Linked DNA regions of Mus musculus: all the other regions are linked to region 1. Evidence: chromatin loops called from intact Hi-C (ENCODE). Cell type or tissue: left cerebral cortex. All regions are shown on one strand. Links, peaks and the distances in the headings refer to the core of each region. The heading gives the core; the rest is flanking DNA.

Region 1 (5,000 bases), core at 1-5,000:
TGACTGTCCACACAGGTAGGTAACTGTACTGTGTGTGATTGTAACAGGAAGGTGTACAGGCCTGCAGGGAAGAGAACTGGACAAGGCTGCTGCAGAGCCAGAAATGACCGATCAGTTTTCTTCTTCAAAAACCTGCCAGTTCTCAGGAGGCAGAGGCAGGCAGGTCTTTGCGAGATCAAGGCCAACCTGGTCTACATAGTGAGACTCTGTCTGAGAAACAAACATAAAAATTCCCTTCAGGAAATAGGATTCTTTTGTTCAGTTTCACTTCAGCTCTGGGAATGGTAGCTTTCTCAGAGATCAGCACCTCCTGGCCATTGCTTGATTCCCAGGGAGAGGAAAGATCGCTTTAACAGTCAGACAGGAGGCAATATGTGGGTGAGTGGGAGGCCATGGGAAGTGGTCCCTGAACCAGCATCATCTCAATGTAAATAAGAATTTAAAATACAATAAAAGGAAATGGGGGTTCACGTCAAGCACCACAGGAGTCGCAGTCAGAACAGAGCAAGTGAACCGTCATCACGGACGTGACTGACAAGAGACTCCGCAGCGTTCCTGGCCTGTCGGGGTGTTGGACGATTCTCCACTCTGCATCAAGTGGCTTGATCATAGTTAATATTTGATGTAAATCTACCAGTGTCTTACATAAGAATTGCATTAACTTAAAAACTGCAAAATGACAGAACTTAGAAACTGTAATTTGAACCATGGGTTGAATTTGCAAACTAAAGCATTCCATCTTGTATCTAGGGATCCGTCAGGGTGGCCTCATGGAGTTGCAGTTTGCCATTCTGTTAATGTAGGTCACTTAGGAAACAGTTTTCATAAAACAGTGTTGGTTTTAGTTGGTGGGGTTGTGCCCATGAGTGCAGTGTCAGGGGCGGCCAGGGAGGGCATAGCAGCCCCTGGGGCTGAAGGCGCAGGTGAGTTTGAGCTGCTTCATTCAGGTTCTGAGAAACAACTCAGGCCCTCTGGAAGGACAGCACGTGCTCTTGCCTGCTCTGAGCAATCCCCGGATCCTGGAAATACTTTACATTAAAAGCGTAAGCCTGTGAATTCATAACAACAGCGGCAGGACCTGTGTGTGTTAGGGTCTCACACCTGTCCCAGCAGGTGTTTGACTTACTCTCTGAACTTGGAAGGACCACGCTTAATCCTGACTTAGTCTTAATGGCCTTAGAGAATGTGGCTAACCACGCCTGTCTGCTTTCTATTACCATTGAATGCTGCCCTGGGTAGATTCCAGTTGGTGTGATGATTGGCGGAGCATCCTGTGGCATACCCAGATAGATCTCAGAACCCCGAAGCAGGCAGTTGCCAGGAGCCTCATACGCTTTCCCAGAGCTTGTGAAGGCAGGCTGGGAGTTGGGATAGGAAACACTTTACACTGAGAATGTGGGGAGATGAGAGAGGGGCCATTTCCAGGAGGCCCCCTCTCAACATATTAGGCATGTGTGCTGTTGCTGTCATACCTCCAGCCTGACAGCACTTGACATGGTAAGGAGGACATGTGCAGGATGTCCACAGAGGCAAAAGTGCCCAGGCAGGATCTGAGTTAGAGCCTTTGATGGGTGGGGTCTTGCTCTCTGTTGCACCCTACCCCCACCCCCACTTGTCCCAATTTTCCGTTAATGGCTCTGAGAGTTTTAGCATAGAGGGGCTGCCACCCTCCTCACCTGTACCTTTAGACTCACCCCTTTCCTCGCCAAACTGGACATTACTTAAAGCCCTCTACCCCCTCACTATGAATCTAAGCACTGTGAGCAGTGACCACAACCAGCCTGGCTGTTTCTGTCTTAAAATGTCAATGTAGTTCAGTACTTTTGGATCCAGCCTCATTCAAACTTTTAGGAAATCCTATGCCAGGATATGACATCATCAGCTTCTAGCCTAGTTCCCAGGACAACGGCTCCTCCTCCTCCTCCTCCTCCTCCTCCTCCTCCTCCTCCTCCTCCTCCTCCTCCTCCTCCTCCTCCTCCTCCTCTTCCTCTCTGAAGCCTCATGCTGTACCCTGTCTGAAAAGCCATACACTCTACTGATTTCTCATTATTGTCTTCTACCAAACTTCCACCCGGACAGCCACTGAGCTCTTGCTTACAGAATTCTAGGGCTCTTGTGGCTTATGGCTCTAGGCTGTTTCCGTATTCGCCCCAAATCAGTTCTAAAACTATGGTCGCGCGACCAGGATGCTCATGGTGACAAAGCTGTGATCACGTGGCTAGGATGCTCGGTGACAGCTATGATCATGCGGCCAGGTTGCTCGCGGTGACAAAGCTATGATCACGTGGCCAGGTTGCTCGCAGTGACATCGCTGCGCCTCAATACTGCGTTTTCTATGTACTTTCATTTTTCACTGATGTGGCAAATAGCAGGCAGAGACAACTTAGGGAAAGAAGGGATTGTATAGGTTCATGGCATGACGGGATGCAGTGTATCACGGGAGCAGCGGGAGCGCGAGGTAGCGATACACGGGGTTTCTGCAGCCAGACAGCAGAGACTGTGAACGTCCATGTTCAGCTCTCTCTCTCTTCTCTTTCTGTTTAGGTTGTGACATCATCTCACAGAATCGCAAGTCCATGTTCAGGGTGGGATCTAGTCAAGTTGAGAGTGAAGAGTAATGTAAATTGAAAATTCTCTGACATTAAATGACAGTGTAGGTTTCTTTTTTCATGAGCTTATTAAGAAGTTGGCCACTAGAGGGCTCTTAATACCGACTCTTAATTGATTTGAATGGCTTTTAAAAATATTGTAAATATTTAAAAAAATATTTAACAATAAAAATATTTAAATGTTTAATATATTTTAAAATACCATAAACATTCTAAGTTGTTTATAGCACAACATGTTTAGAAAGGGCTAATTTGAGTAGGGCATAATTAATGAGAAATTATTCAAAGTAGAACATTTAAAATAGTAGTTTCAAAAATATTTTACTACCCTGAGGAACAAGCAGATAGATGGACATGGGTCTTTGAATTGAAAGTTAAGTTTCGAAGTGTCTCTCTCATTAAGGGACTGAACTGGCCTGGAAATGTAACTCAGCGACAGATGCTTGGCCGGTGTGGATGAGGCCCTGGCTTAAATCCCCAGTCCTTCCAAAAGAAAAACTGAACAAGCATGCATAAGAAAATTCCACATGTACACTCAAGAGCATGCATGCACACATGTGCATGCCTGAATGTGTATACACACATTACATTCACACAGAGGCATACATGCCCAAACATGCTCATACTACACACGCATACACACACACACACACACACACACACACACACACACACACACACACACACACACACACACACACACAGTCTAACTCTCAGGTGAAATCTGCTATAAGAAACTCAGCCTGATGTTGCCTTTCTTTGGTTGTGTCTGTTTGGTCCTAGAGAGTGAACCTAAGACTCCATGTGGCCTCAGGGTTCTACCATTGAATGATCTTGGGGGCTTTGTTTGTTTGCTTTGTTGTTGTTTCTCTGGATTTAGGGGGTTTGACACAGCATCTTATGTAACCCAGCTGGCCTCAAATGGCTGTGTACCTGAGAATGGCCTTGGACTTTTGATCCTCCTGCCTCCACCAGAGTGCTGGGATCACAGACAAAAACCATCACCCTGTTTTATGCAGGGCTGGGGGCTTGAACCCCATCCTCCTGCATGCTAGGCAGGCACTTTGCCAGCTGGGCCACCTCCCAGTCTACTGACTTGTCTCTAATGAGCAGCCTTGTAGAGGGGTGACAGCCTACTATATTCTGGATATACACCAGCATGTGTACTGAAAAGATTGCATAGGGTGATCAAGAGACAAAATACGCACAAATCAAATCAACAGGCCAGAGACTGTCCCTGAAGTGACAGCATTTAGGCTAAGTGCTAAAAAAGCCATTCCTGCTGCTGCTGCCGCTGTTCCTGCTGCTGGTTTTGTTGTCCTTTTGGTTTGGCTTTTTGAGACAGAGCCTCACCCTGGTCTCTAGGCTATTTTACGGACCAATACCCTCCTGTTGCATTTAGAGAATAATTTCTGAGGATGTTGATGCTCACTGCCAGCCATTCTTCTATTGCAGACTTCCGACTCTGAAGGGGAGGATTCCCAAACCACCCAACTTGAACTGGAGATGAAGCTGCTGAGTGAAGCAGTCTTAGCAGGTATTCTGTCCCCACCCTCGGTGTGTAATGGAGGCTTCCTTCACAGAAAAGTAAGGCAAGGCCATTGTAGAGTGAAATATGTTTGAAGCACAAATCCTCCACAGTCCCTCTCAGACAAAAAAAAAAACTGTCAATAATCAATAATCATACTTTTCTACTCAATATTAAGTTATGTACTTAGGGAAAAAATATGTTCCAGACAAATGACGTTCAGCACTGATCCCAGAATGCATTGGTAACCTGCCTCATCAATTAAAGTAGCTTCATAATTCAACCCAAACAAGGGAATATTTATTTATGTCATGTATATGGGCACACTGTCATTGTCTTCAGACACACCAGAAAAGGGCATTGGATGCCCATAACAGATGGTTGTGAGCCACCATGTGGGTGTTGGGATTTGAACTCAGGATCTCTGGAAGAGCAGTCAGTGCTCTTAACTGCTGAACCATCTCTCCAGCCCAGGGAACAATATTTAAATTTCTGTTGCTAGTGAGATCATAACTGATTTCTTCTCTGTACTCACTGTTGCAATGAACACTCACGAGAGCACACACCTGGATGAACACATGCCTGAACCCTTTACTGTCTTGTCCTGGCAGGTGTCACTGGATGCAGCCTGACAAGGTGGACATGATCTCACAAGTCTGGTGTCTGTCTGATGATGTCTGTCCTCTCAACTATCACTGCTCTTCCTTCTCAGTGACCTGTTCTGTGTATTCTAAGCATATTTGCCATGCTTAAATCTTTGTACCCTCTTATTTGGTTGTTTGTATATTCTGAGGCACTGTCTCAAGTAGCCCAGGCTAGACTCAAACTCTATGTAGCTGAAGATGACCTTGAACTTCTGATCT
Region 2 (6,436 bases), core at 852-5,851, 99 kb after region 1:
TGCTGGTGGACCGGGGTCGTGGAGCTCATTTATGCTAAGTTGTACCTGCTGGCAGGGAGTGGTGTGAAATCAAAGTGGGATCAGGCACACCTGTCTTGGTTCTTATCCAGCTCAAGGCAAGGAAAGACACTGACGGGTCGGGGTGGGGGCAGAGGAGGGGCATGGGGGGGGATGGGATGGGACCTCGAAGATATGTCCACCAGTGTGTGTGTGTGTGTGTGTGTGTGTGTGTGTGTGTGTGTGTGTGTGTGTGTGAACTGACCACATGGATGAGTCCACCTCTATGTGTGTTGGGATGGAGGTGGGGAGTGGACCGACCATGTGGATGCTGTCTGCCAGGTTAACCTCACCTGAATATCCTCACTTCAGTCAGAAGTATGGAAGATTCCTTTCTCCTCTTCTCTTCTCTCCTCTTCTCTTCTCACAGTAGTAGCCCAGGCTGGCCTCACATTCATGATGCAGCAGAATGCTGGGATTATGTGCATGCGCTATGGTTTATGAAGTGCTGGGAATTGAACCCGTGGCCGTGCACTGGGCACGCACTCTACCATTCCTAGCTACACGCACAGCTGTAGAAGCCATTTTGAAATTTTATAAGATAATACAAATCCGAGTTGCTGTGTGGTGTTTACGAACATACAGGAGGCTGTCCCTTCCTTTTCTGGTTTGAAGACATGGTATATAAATTGTGCAAAATATAACAGCTAAGGCAGTAAGTGCTTAGGACAGGAATGAGGCTGCATCCGTGGGGGGAGGGGGGACGAACCCCATTCAGCATCCTACACACACTCTGATGGAAGTAGGGGCCAGGTGGGTGGGTGCCGCTGATTTGAGTAGGTAGTCAGAGTGAAGAAATGCATGCATGCCAGTCCTTCAAAGAAAAGAACACTCAGCTGAGAGATTCAAAACTAGCGAGTGACAAAACCCAACTCTAAGGCAACAAGGAAGCAAGCCACGATGGGGTGGGGATGGGGGCTCCTAAGCTCAGGACCTGAAGCTGCCTCAAGTTTGCAGTTTTAAAGAAACCCACAGATGCTCTGCTGCCATCTGCAGACTTACTTATAAGGTTGACGTTTCTCTTTATTACACACAGTGCCTCCCACTGAAAAGGGTCATAGTGTGTGCCTTTCGCAGGGTCTCCTGTAGCCTAGGCTGTTTTTGAACTCATGGTGTAGCCTGGGCTACATGTAGCCCATGCTGACCTCAAACTACTCAAGAATGACTTTATGAACCCCTGATCCTCCTGAGTGCTGGGTTTACAGATTTGCACCCCCACACCAAGTTTTTGTAGGGCTGGGGATCCAACCCAGTGCTTCATGTACACTAAGCAAGAACTTGAGCCACTAAGATATATATATACACATACATACATATATCATACATATATCCAGGATTGTCACCTGCTTTTGGTCCACAGAGACCAAAGCCAGTAACACCCAGAGGTCCCCACCCCTCCCCTCCCCCACCCCTAGGCAGAAAGGAAACAGGGCAGAACCAAACACAACAGTTTAAACCCACTAGACCATATCGCTTGACTAACAGTTAAGACAGACTTCTGGCTTGCTCCAGATGAGCATTCATGAAGGTTTCTCAGAACAGCAGAGGATGGTGGCTGACCATAAATCCCAGCAGAAATGAAGAATGGAGAGTCTGCAGGTTATCCTATCAGTGTACCTCAGGGTAGACTTCTCTATTTTTGAAAGACTTTTGTATGTATGTCTGTGCCACATCTGTGCAAGGGTCCATGGTCAGAAGAACCGTTAGATCCCTTGAAGCTGGAGTCGCAGGTGGCTCTGAGCCTTGTGTCACGGCTGTTAGGCCTGAGTTCCCGCTCTTCCTTCCTCCCCCCTCCTCTCTCCTCCTCCTCTCCCCCTCCCTCCCTCCCTCCCTCTTCTTTCTTTCCTTCTTTATATACTTTTTGAGCAAGATCTCTTGAGCGCAGCTTATGTAGCTGAGGGTGACTCTGAACTCCTGATCCTCCTGCCTCTGCCTCCTAAAATACACGAATTACGAATTCGGGTTCCCATGCTCTGTGTTTGTTTGTTTGTTTTCCGAGACAGGGTTTCTCTGTATAGCCCTGGCTGTCCTGGAACTCACTTTGTAGACCAGGCTGGCCTCGAACTCAGAAATCCACCTGCCTCTGCCTCCCGAGTGCTGGGATTAAAGGCGTGCGCCACCATGCCCAGCAGCTCTGTGTTTATTTTTAGACTCTGTATAGCTCCTCCTCCTCCTCCCCCTTTGTTGCTGTTCTTATGTGTTTTACATTTTGTTTGTTTTTTTCCCCAACATAATATTTTTATTAATTACTTGGGAACTTCATATCACACTCACTTCCTATTCCTCCCTGGTCCAACCTCCCACCCTTGTGTCTTCCCCCAAAAGATAAAAGAAAGTCCACCGAGTCCATTTGTATTACCTGTATAATCACTGGAGCACGGTCAAACACGCAGCCCCTTAAAGGAAACTGAGTCCTTCCCTGCCCCCACCAGACGCCATCAGCTGTGAAGAGCTACACTTCAGAATCCTTATCATGGTTGTTCAGGACTCTTTTCCACAGCTTCCTGTCTGGATTGGTTATTTTGGGGGGTGGTGTGTGTGGGTGTGTGTGGGGGTTGTCAGTCTTCTGTGTCTCTTATTCCCAGTTACAAGTCTGTAGTCATCCAGACTGCAAAAGAAACTTTCTTGCCCTTATCAGCAGGAGGCAGCAGGAGCCATGAACATCACCATGGCCTCTGGTGGGATCACAGACTACAGCCTCTCCTTTAAACCTCTAAACATGCAAACCGTTTAATAAAGGTTTGTCAAGAGACTAAGACATTTTGCGGGATTATTTTGCTTGGTTTTTTTTTTTTAATTTTTTTATTGAGTTAGATTCACATTATATAACCTTTGGTGGCTGTCAACTTTAGGCAGTACAGGTTGGCCTTGAACTCCCGATTCTCCTTCCTCAGCCTCCTACCCCAGTCACAGGTGTCTCCCTGGATTGCTAGCTTCATTTTGAATTTCTTCTCTCCTGTATTGGAGTTTGAATCTAGGACCTCATGAATTTGAAGTAAGCACTATGGCATACTTCCAGTCTTGTTTGTTTGAGACAGGCCCTTACTGGGTAGCCCAAGTTGGCCCCAAACTCGCAGCAATCCTCCTCCACACCTAACTTTATTATAAAATGTTGTTAGCAGTTACCAAATTTATAGCTGTAGAGATTATACCAGTGCAGCCTCACCAGCACCTGTGGTCCTGTGGTACCCATGACCTCATGACGACAATTGTGCCAATCTTTGCCAATCTGACAGGTGAAGTAAATAAAAATATACATACATATAAATCCAGAATAAATTGGAGATCATGATAACTAGGTACAATGTAGATTTATCTACATATAAACCCAGAAGACATTGATAACTCTTACAATATAGATAGGTCAAATGTCATAAACACTGGTGAAGAAATCCAGTTAAAATGCTAGATGCTGTGAAAAATATGAATCAGAATCGCCCTCTAGTGGTAGCTAGTTGGAAAGCAATGTTTCTGAAAATATTATGATTTATTATAATGTGCTCAATTGTGAATAATAATATATTATTATATGACATAATATTGTTATGATTTGAAAATATTCGAATGATGTGGAAATAATTCATATTACTGTGGAACTATTCAAGTTTCAAAACACACAACACAGTGTAACTGGGTTGTTTGTTGGATTTTTAAAACTAGAATCTTGGTCTATCACCCAGGCTAGGCCTCAGACTTGGAATTCTGCTACAGCAAGCCTGTGGTATTTAGCTACTTCACTGCCATACCCTGTGAGAACCTGGCCTTCGATAGGGGGGAAGATTGAAGATAAACAGTTCCTAGGGACTAGAGAGTTGGCTCTGTGGTTAAGGTCACTGGCTGCTCCTCCAGAGGACCCAGCTTCTGCTCCCAGCACTCATTGTAACTGGTGAGTATCTTCTATTATCTGTAGCTTCGGCTCCAGGGGACCAAACATCTTTGGTCTTGGGTGGCATTTCTGTATTCACATGCACACACACACACACACATACACACACACACACACACACTCACGCGCGCGCACACGCGCACACACCTATACATATTTAAAAAAAACCAGAATAGATTTTGCAGGGCATGGGGGCACAGGTCTTTAGTTCCAGCACTCAGGAAGCAGAGGCAGATGGATCTCTGTGAGTTTGAGGACAGCAGGGACAAGATAAATGGCGAAGGCCTGTCTCAAAAAAAAAAAAAACCTTCAAAAGTCATCACAAACATTCATATGAAAGTCTGTACTGTTTGTATATTTCCCGTGTCAGTTTGTATATTTTTATTATGTTGACCTCAGAATCTATTCATCTCCCACATAAAATGCATTTTGTAGAAGGTCATTTTAAAAGTCAAATGGAGTAAGTTTCCAGACAGCCAGGGATATGTAGAGAGACCTTGTTTCAAACCAACCAACCAACCAACCAACCAACCAACCAACCAACCAACAAACAAACAAGTGAAGCATGGGAGCCTGGAGGGTTGGCTCAGTGGTTAAGACCCTGTACTGCTCTCGCAGAGGACCCAAGTTTGCTTCCCAACCTCCACTTTGGGTGGCTGAGCTGCCTGTAATTCCAGCTGCAGAGAATCCAATGTCCTCTTCTGGCCATCATGTGCGCTGTATACACACACACACACACACACACACACACAATATTGGTCATTCTCAGATTTCTGACGGGGTTGAAAGACTAGTTATAGACTCATAGACAACCCAGGCTATTGAACATTGAGAAAATATATTTGAGAAGATACTTTTCAGATAGTATATAAACTAACCAGGACATAACAGCTCCAGGTCAGTGAGTCTCCATGAGATGAGAACAGGCCAGTGCCACGCTGGTGATAGCATCCATTGCTTTTTAAATATTTCCTGCTACAGATGATGTCCAGTGTGGCAGGCTAGAGTCCACTAGAAATTTAAGATTCTTAGCCTATAAGATAGAAATTTAGTTAGAAATTTGGAAGTTTGGCGAGTGGAGTGGAGTCAAGTTACAGAACTCAAGTGCAGGACCCTTGTAACAAAGAAAGAGGGCTCTGAGGTCCCCTGCTGTGGAAAGAGACAAGATGGCTGCTCTGAGTCAGAGAGCCAGAAAATGGAAGCTGCCTACGTCTTGGGGCAGATATTAATTGAACTGTGAATTTATAAGATTGGGATTATTTGCTTTTATGATAGATTTATATACAGATTTTGTCCTAATCACTTGGGGAATTTTGCCTGCAGTTCAGAACTAGGATAGGGAAAATTAGTCACTGACTCCAAGTAGAGAGCAGTGATAATTGCCTGCTATGAATGGGTATTAATTAATAGAAGCCTGTTGCTCCAGGTAGAAAGTACAACAGATAGATAGTATGTTAACGTCTCAAGGAAACTCATATTCTTTGTTCGTGGGCTCCACGTGAATTTTGGGTTAATTTCCTGGCATGACAGAATAGAAAAAGCCTTAGAATAGGCTCATACAGTATTTTAGTTTACTTCATTTGTTTTAGATTGTTTTAATTTTCAAAATGGGTGTGATTTTGAGTTTTGTGGATATATTATTCCTCTGGGAGAGGGGTTAAGCTAAAGGTTTTTCTGGATACTGTCTCAAGGACATGCTATTTTGGAAGAAAAGTGTCTATACAATTTCCAGAGTTATATGGATCAGATATGACGAAGGGAGACCCTTAGAGGACTAGATTCAAGAGAATTAAACAAAAAAGTTATCTTGATGATACTAAAATTTTGTTTTGAGATTTGTATATTACAGAATATACAGCCTTGGTGAGTCTCATCATCAGACATGCTTAACTGACCTGCTTGAACTCCTGATGTCTTGGACTTTCAGCCAGATCCAGTCAGGACACAGACATCAGAGACTAAAACAATGGTTGGTGTGGCCTTCTTAAGGCCAACCAACTCCCCCACTTTCCCTACCCTTTCTCCCACCCCCAAAGATATCTCAACACCTATATTCAGCTGGAAGTAGTATGAAGAGGCATTTCCCCGATTTCCTGGACTTGATGGTCTGGAGGTGGTTGCGTGGGTATTTTAAGTTGTCTTTCTGGGGATTTAGAAATGGTCATAATTTGAACAGGGAGGATATAGCTAAAATTGTGTAGCCATAGTCTCATTTGGTAAAACAATAGTTACTAAGTTGAAGGCTGATTTTCTTATTTTGGCACAGAATTTATTTTGATACAGAATCAAGGTTTCATTGGTATAAATTTCTTCTACTGATACAAAAAAAGGTGCAAGGCTTGGACCCAGTCCTTCTATAAATGCCATTACAAACGGATCTGAGATGTTTAAGCCTGTGAGTTAAGGGCCAGATAGCAAATTCATGGCTCTGAATTGTTAGGGTGCTTTCAGACATTTTAATTAGAAATGGCTGAGACAACAGTCCAGATTACT
Region 3 (6,436 bases), core at 555-5,554, 160 kb after region 1:
GGGAAGGTGCCCAGATATCTGGTGTTCAAACCTGACTCCTGGCAGAGGTTGTGATCCACTCACCAGAGGTCCTAAGATCCCGTGAAGAGTCCTGTGGGGACCTTGGGGGTGTCTGCAGACTCCGAGCCCAAGGTGCCCCGGAGCTGGTGCAGACCAGAAGGGACTTGTGACCCTGATCAGGCCAGGTTTTCTGCTTCCCTAATTAATGCAGTCTCAGGTCCTGCGAGATTGGATTGGAGCACTATACCCATTTTCTACAAGGAATGTCTTACTAAGGTTTGGTTGTTTTTCTACAAATATTTGATAAAAATCAGGAATAATGGTGCTGGAGAGATGGCTAGTGGCTAAGAATACTGGCTGCTCTTGCAGAGACCTGAGTTCAGTTTCTAGCACTCACACGGTGGCTCACAACTATCCTTCACTCTAGTTACAGGGGATCTAAAGTCTTCTTCTGGCCTCTGCAGGGACCAGGCACACACACACAATACACTTACATACATGTAGACAAAACACGCATGATAAAAATGGTTCTGCTTTATGGAGACACACTGGTTATCAAAACAGAAAGAAATGAGTAGATTTAAGATGTCTATTAGTCCGCCTTTGACAAGCTGGATGCTCGAGAACCACATACCACAGCACCTCACTCAGGTTGGGGGCACTTGCTCCTGAAGTGACATCTAAAGGATGTGTAAGATGGGCTTCAATGTTGGATGCTACCGGGATGAGTCTTAGTGTGACTGGCTGCTTTGTTACAGTGCCACAGTGAGTTAATTATTTTTCAGTTGCTATGATTAAATACCGTGAGCAAAAGCAGCTTGGGGAAGAAAGAGTTTACTTTAGCTTATGTGAGGTCCTGGAGGATGGGGCTCATCACCTAGGGAGGGTGTGGCATTGGGCAGAAAGTTGGTAGATCACATTTCCATTGGCACAAGGGAGAGAGAGAACTGGGGTCAGATTATAAACCCTCAAAGCCCACAGCCCTGCTGCCTAGTCTGACTTGCCTCCTCTAGCACGGGTTGCATCTTCTAAAGGTTCCATCTCCTTTCCAGACATCTCTACCATCTGGAGACCAAGAGTTGTCATGTCCTTCTCTTACAGACTGAGCAGCTCAAACTGCAGTTATTTTTGCAGTGTTTTGGAGCCTGGGCATCCATGCCTGATTGTGGCTGGCTTCAGGTGGTACCTTCCTTCCAGGTGGTCCTCCCTGGCCCTTGTCTGCCCAGAAGGGAGAGTTTCTGTAAATTTTTCTCTATATAAGGACCCAAGTCTGGCAGGATGGCTTTACCCTTGTGACCTCCCATGATGCACCAACCTAAAAGCCCCTATGGCTTTGGACAGTCATACCAGAGCTGTGATCTTACTCTCTGCCTGACTGGATTTGCGATCCCCTAGCAGCCATTCCTCTGAGTGAGTCTATGAGGGTGTTAGCAGAGAGGTTTAACTGAGTAGAGAAGACCTGTCCTGAATGTTGTGGTACTGACTCACGGGCTTGGGTCCCTGACTGAACAAAAGGGAAACGGTGTTGAGCATCAGCAAACATCCCTCTCCCTGCTCTCTGACCGTGGACACAGAGACCAGACACCCACATTTCCTATGCGATTCCTTCCTTATAGCAGTGAGAAAAGTCATTAATGCAGGGAGTCAGGGCTTCAACGGGGACTTCAGAGGAGGTAATAGAGGTGGGGAGGGCAGGAGAGGACCTGGAAGGTGGAGAGGGAGGAGAATTGAATGACAAGTCATGCTGTGCTGATCGGGGATGGAGCTCAGGCAGCAGCAAGTGCCTTCAGGGAAGGTCTTGGGTACTTACTGTATTGATTATTTCTATTATTATTACATGTATGTGAGTGCTTTGTCTGCCTTATGGCTGAGGATGTCAGGAGAGGGTTTTGAATCCCTGGGAACTGGAATTACAGCTTCTGTAAGGCATATCTCACTTGGGTGCTGGAACTGATATTGGGTCCTTTAGAACCAGCAGGCACCCATAGCCCACCTAAGCATCTCTCCAGCTCTAAGTTGTTGCTGCTGTTCCTCCTCCTCCTCCTCTTCTTCTTCCTTCTTCTCCTCCTCCTCCTCTTCTAGACTTATTCAGCCCCCAAATCTTAGGCAGCTAAATTGGCCTTGACCCCCAATCCTCCTGCCTCAGCCTCCCAAGTGCTGAGATGATAGGCAAGAGACATGGTTCCATTTTCTCATTTAACTCTGAAAGCTTTTAAAACAGAAGTCTCTGAAAGCAAGCGAGCTGGTTGTCTTCCTCTGGATCCAGCCACCTTATTATTTGCTTTGTTGGCTTCGGTCAGAACTGTCCTCCCACTTGCAGGCTGCCCTGCTCCCTGCCTCTGAGGCCACACTGTAGACTAATGGAATTTCTCAGTTCACTGACTCCTTTCTGCCACCCTTCAAATAACTCGTGACATCCCCCCTTCTGTGAAGGGATTTCTGGGTGACCCAGAAAGAAGTAGCCTTTGTTTCTCACCACACCCAAGCGCCATTTGTCTGTGCAGAGGACTAATGGGTCTGGTTATTGTGAAGCTTAGCCCCGTCTCCCAAAGCTAAAACAAAACCACCACGCTGAAATGTTCCTGAGACAAACAGACTTGGCACAGGCCATTTGCAGTGTCCACCGGCCGCTGACATCCTTATTCCCTATTTAGTTATGTGGCTTTTCTTTTAGTTAATAAGAAGCACAACTTTATCATCCCATAACCTTGTCTGTCATTCGGTTGGCATTACATAATAAAATTCACTTAATAGGAGCACAGGATATGTAAATTGCTTTTCAGGGTAGAAGAGGAGATTGGAGCAAGGGGCTAAGTCAGGGATCCTGAGTGTATGTGTGTGTGTGTGTGTGTGTGTGTGTGTGTTTGTTTGTGGTAGAGGGACAATGCTTGTCACTAAATCTTTCTTGACGCCTAGACTGAATTTTGACTCACTCAGTATTGAAGTGGCATGGAGACTTTCTCCCCACTTGCTCTCCAAGGAACGGCAGTGAGTTCTTTGAAGATTTGATTTTTATTTTACATCTATGAGTGTCCTATCTGTGCACATGGGTGCAGTGCCCATTTGAGGCCAGAAGAGGGCATCAGATCCCTGGAATTGAAGTTACTGAGATTCCACGTGGTTGCTGGAAACTGAACCTGGGTCCTCTGCAAGAAGAGCTGAGCCGGTGCTCCAGCCCTCAATGAATTCTTTTCATGGAGAGACAATGGATGTAAGCTATGGAAGGTTCCTAAGCCATCTATGGTCCACAGAGGAACTTCGGGCTTGCAATCATGAGTGGACCTGGATTAAATTTTAGAAAATACATTCCTACGCACAGCTTTGGCCAGCATTAACAAATGCTATTTATTGTATAACTTAGCTGTTGCTAAGGATATGGATATGAATGAAGCGACTCATCAAGATGCTTTGTCAGCGGGAGATTTGGTGGCTGTGTCTAATTCTGCGTCTTTCCATCTGTGCTCGCTGCTGCCCCCTAGTGGACTAAATGCAAACTAACTTACCAAGGTCAGGAAAGCACACGCACACAGAGGAATTCCCCTTTGCTTCTATACTGTGTGCCCTCACAGATCCTAACGTCCCAGCCCGAACGAGGTGAAATTTAGTACAGAGAAAAAAAATTATTACTCTGTAGCTACTGTTACTTTCTTTTCTTTTCTTTTCTTTTCTTTTCTTTTCTTTTCTTTTCTTTTCTTTTCTTTTCTCTTCTCTTCTCTTCTCTTCTCTTCTCTTCTCTTCTCTTCTCTTCTTTTCTTTCTTTCTTTCTTTCTTTCTTTTTTTTTTTTTTTTTGTATAATGCAATTGTATAAAATACTTGGTGTGTGTGCACCAGCATTCATGAGGTAGGGGACAAAGTACTATTAGGTTGTACATAAGACAGACAATTCATTCAGAAATTTAGAAGCTAGATGTGGCCTTCAGATAACAGCTAGCATATCATATCTGAGTGGCCTCTCTGGATTCCTTATCATTTGAGTTGGTTAGTCTCCTGTTGTGATCCTACTGTGAACAAGGCAGCTTGCAGAGGGAGGGGTTTACTTGGGTTGGTGATTACAGAGGGTTAGCTCACAATGGCAGGGGAGGAATGACAGATGGCAGGCAGGAAGCCGGCAAATCACATCCTTAACCTCGAGCAAACGGCAGCCGGGTGAGACCCTCTAGATGTGAGGTGCTGCTACCAGTGAAAGTCCTCCGGGTTCTTCTCAAAAGAAAGACTTCAGAGGCAGTTTATCTAGCAAAGCAGAATGTGCATTTCAAAGAGAGCCTGGAGCAGTATGGCCCATAATGAGGAGCGGCCCACTGAGTTCTGGGTTGTGGATTTTGAAACTTTACATTGCAGTAGTCTATGCTAATTATACCTAAGGGGTCTCCTGACATTTCATACACGTTTATAACATATTTGGACCACTCTCCTCCCATTAACCCCTTTCCTTTTCCTGACAAGTTGTGCTATTTTTAAAAGTTGTCTTTATGGTTATTTATAAGGCAGGTGGCATATTTATTGGATAAAGTGACTCCTTTCCCCCTGGGTTATTGTGGATCAGGTTTCCCTTTTTAGGGTTTGTCTTCCTCCCAGCTTCTAGAAAAGCCCAAAAGGGAAGAGAGACTGACAGCTACAATGGGAGTGTTTGACGGGGAGCCGGGGGTCTTTGCGCCCTCACACCCTCACTGGTGTTTGTGTGTGGCAACTAGGAAAGTGTGCCCCCTTTCTCTGGCTGCCTTTGCTTCTGACACAGCAGAAATATCCTAACTGCAGCTTCAAGGCCTCAGAGAGGTGCTCAGAGCACCAGAGACACAGAAGACGCTGCAACAGCGACTTCCTCAGTTATCTCCTGTCTGACACCTTGCCCACACAGTCTCACCATTGAAGAAACTCTCAGAGACAAGATGGTTCCCCCAGAGCTGGGACGAAACAGGTGTGGATCTGTGCACAGTCTCCCTCCCAGATGAGAAGACATAGAGTTCCCAAGCTCTTCATCCTGCAGGGGGAGAAGATAAGTTCCTATTGAAGAACAAACACCTTTAATCTCAGCATCTGGGAGGCAGAGGCAGGGGGATCTCTGTGTTGGAGGCCAGCCTGGGCTATAGAGTGAGTTCCATGACAGCCAGGATTATGTAGAGAGACTGTCTCAAAACAAAAACCAACCAACCAACCATATTCAAACTAGCCCCACTGCTCTCAGACCGGTCTCTCTGACTCAGTCATGTAGTTTACCATCAGTTTATTCTAGGGGCTCAGAGTCCTGCTTGGTCCTCCTGATAGAGGGAGGTGGGGGGCTTTCAGGTGATGTCCTTACCCACAGACAGTGTGTGTGTGTATGTGCTGTATGTGTATGTTTGTGCATGTGTGTGAGTGTCAATGTATGTGTGTGTGTGGGTGTATGTGGTGTGTGTATGTATCTGAGTGAGTGTGTATATGTGAGCATGAATGTGTGTGTATATGTGCATATATGTGTATTTGTGAGTATGTGTATGTGTGAGTGTGAATGTGTTATATGTGTGTGAGTGTGTGTGTGTTTGTGAGCATGTGTGCTTGTGTGTCTATGTGTGTGAGTGTGTGCATGTATGTGTGTGAACATGTGTGTTGGTGTGTGTATGTGTGTGTGCCTCACGCACATGTGTCATGGCACAGTAGTACAGTGTGCATGTCGGAGGGCAGCTTTCAGAAGTTGTTTTCTCATCTCACCTCTATGAGGCAGTATCTATCTGCCATGTCATGAGCTCCAGGCTAGCTTGCCCACCAGCTGCTGGCTGCTCTGTCTTCTTCCGGCCTCTCTATAGGAGTGCTGGGCTCACACGTGCCACATCCTGCCACATCTGGCTCCTTCCCATGTTCTGGGGATTCAACTCAGGCAGTCAAGCATATGTGGCAAACAAGCCGGTTCACTGGCCCACAACTGCTTCCTGGGCTTCAGCTATTTACCACCTGGGTCTAATGGAGAGGGCCTGAGGGCAGGCAGTGCGTGCTAGAGGCAGGTGTGGTGGAGACTCAAGCAAAAGGCAGCTGCAGAGTCTGTCAGCATCAGCTTGTTAGGCAGAGAGCATAAAGTGTGCAGCCAGCTAGAGTCAGGGCCCTCTTCATTGTCACTGAGCGGCTGCCAGCCTCTGTGTCACAGGTACAGAACACTGCAGTGGTCAGCATCCATCCTGGGGGATCCTGGCTTGTTGGTTTGTTCTTGCCGTCTTACATAGTATAGCTGAATGGAACTGACCTGTATGTCTTCATGACACACGGCCTCTGGGACTTGGAGTTTCTGATAATCCACTGCCCTCACTTCACGACTTTTCCTTGTGCTAGAGAAATTTATAGTCTTCCTGTATTTGTGGAAAAGGCTGTCTTCTGTCTTGTATCCATTTGCCAAAGATTTATCTTTATTTTATGCACATGGCCGTTTTGCCTGCTTGTATGTGTGCACACACGCACGCACAGCATAGA

Evidence for each region. A loop is a pair of places that touch in the nucleus more often than their neighbours do. Peaks named below come from ENCODE experiments on the same cell type or tissue, not always from the same donor. Only the 100,000 strongest peaks of a DNase experiment are listed, where the experiment ranks them.
Region 2: it touches region 1 in a loop (7-fold over the local background); 29 of 42 quality-filtered maps call a loop at or near these places.
Region 3: a loop joins it to region 1, with 3 times the contacts of the local background. A loop is called at or near these places in 6 of 42 quality-filtered maps.

Annotation. Positions count from the first base shown.
Region 1 is chr6:145,184,957-145,189,956 of GRCm38, reverse strand. Casc1 (cancer susceptibility candidate 1) reads left to right here. Exons shown (of 16, transcript NM_177222.4): 10 at 4,065-4,146. Gm15543 (predicted gene 15543) reads right to left here. Exons shown (of 2, transcript NR_157240.1): 2 at 2,327-2,592. Among named protein-coding and RNA genes, the nearest start is that of Gm15543, 5.2 kb to the right of the region's middle. In left cerebral cortex, for the core only: a CTCF peak has its summit at 2,683 (motif pointing right); DNase peaks (open chromatin) are centred at 1,880 and 2,356; H3K4me3 peaks cover 684 bases; H3K27ac peaks cover 672 bases.
Region 2 is chr6:145,085,705-145,092,140 of GRCm38, reverse strand. No RefSeq gene overlaps it. Among named protein-coding and RNA genes, the nearest start is that of Bcat1, 13 kb to the right of the region's middle. In left cerebral cortex, for the core only: a CTCF peak has its summit at 3,502 (motif pointing left); a DNase peak (open chromatin) is centred at 3,498.
Region 3 is chr6:145,020,187-145,026,622 of GRCm38, reverse strand. All of the region lies in intron 5 of Bcat1 (branched chain aminotransferase 1, cytosolic), which reads left to right. Among named protein-coding and RNA genes, the nearest start is that of Gm26666, 24 kb to the left of the region's middle. In left cerebral cortex, for the core only: a CTCF peak has its summit at 3,480 (motif pointing left); a DNase peak (open chromatin) is centred at 3,460.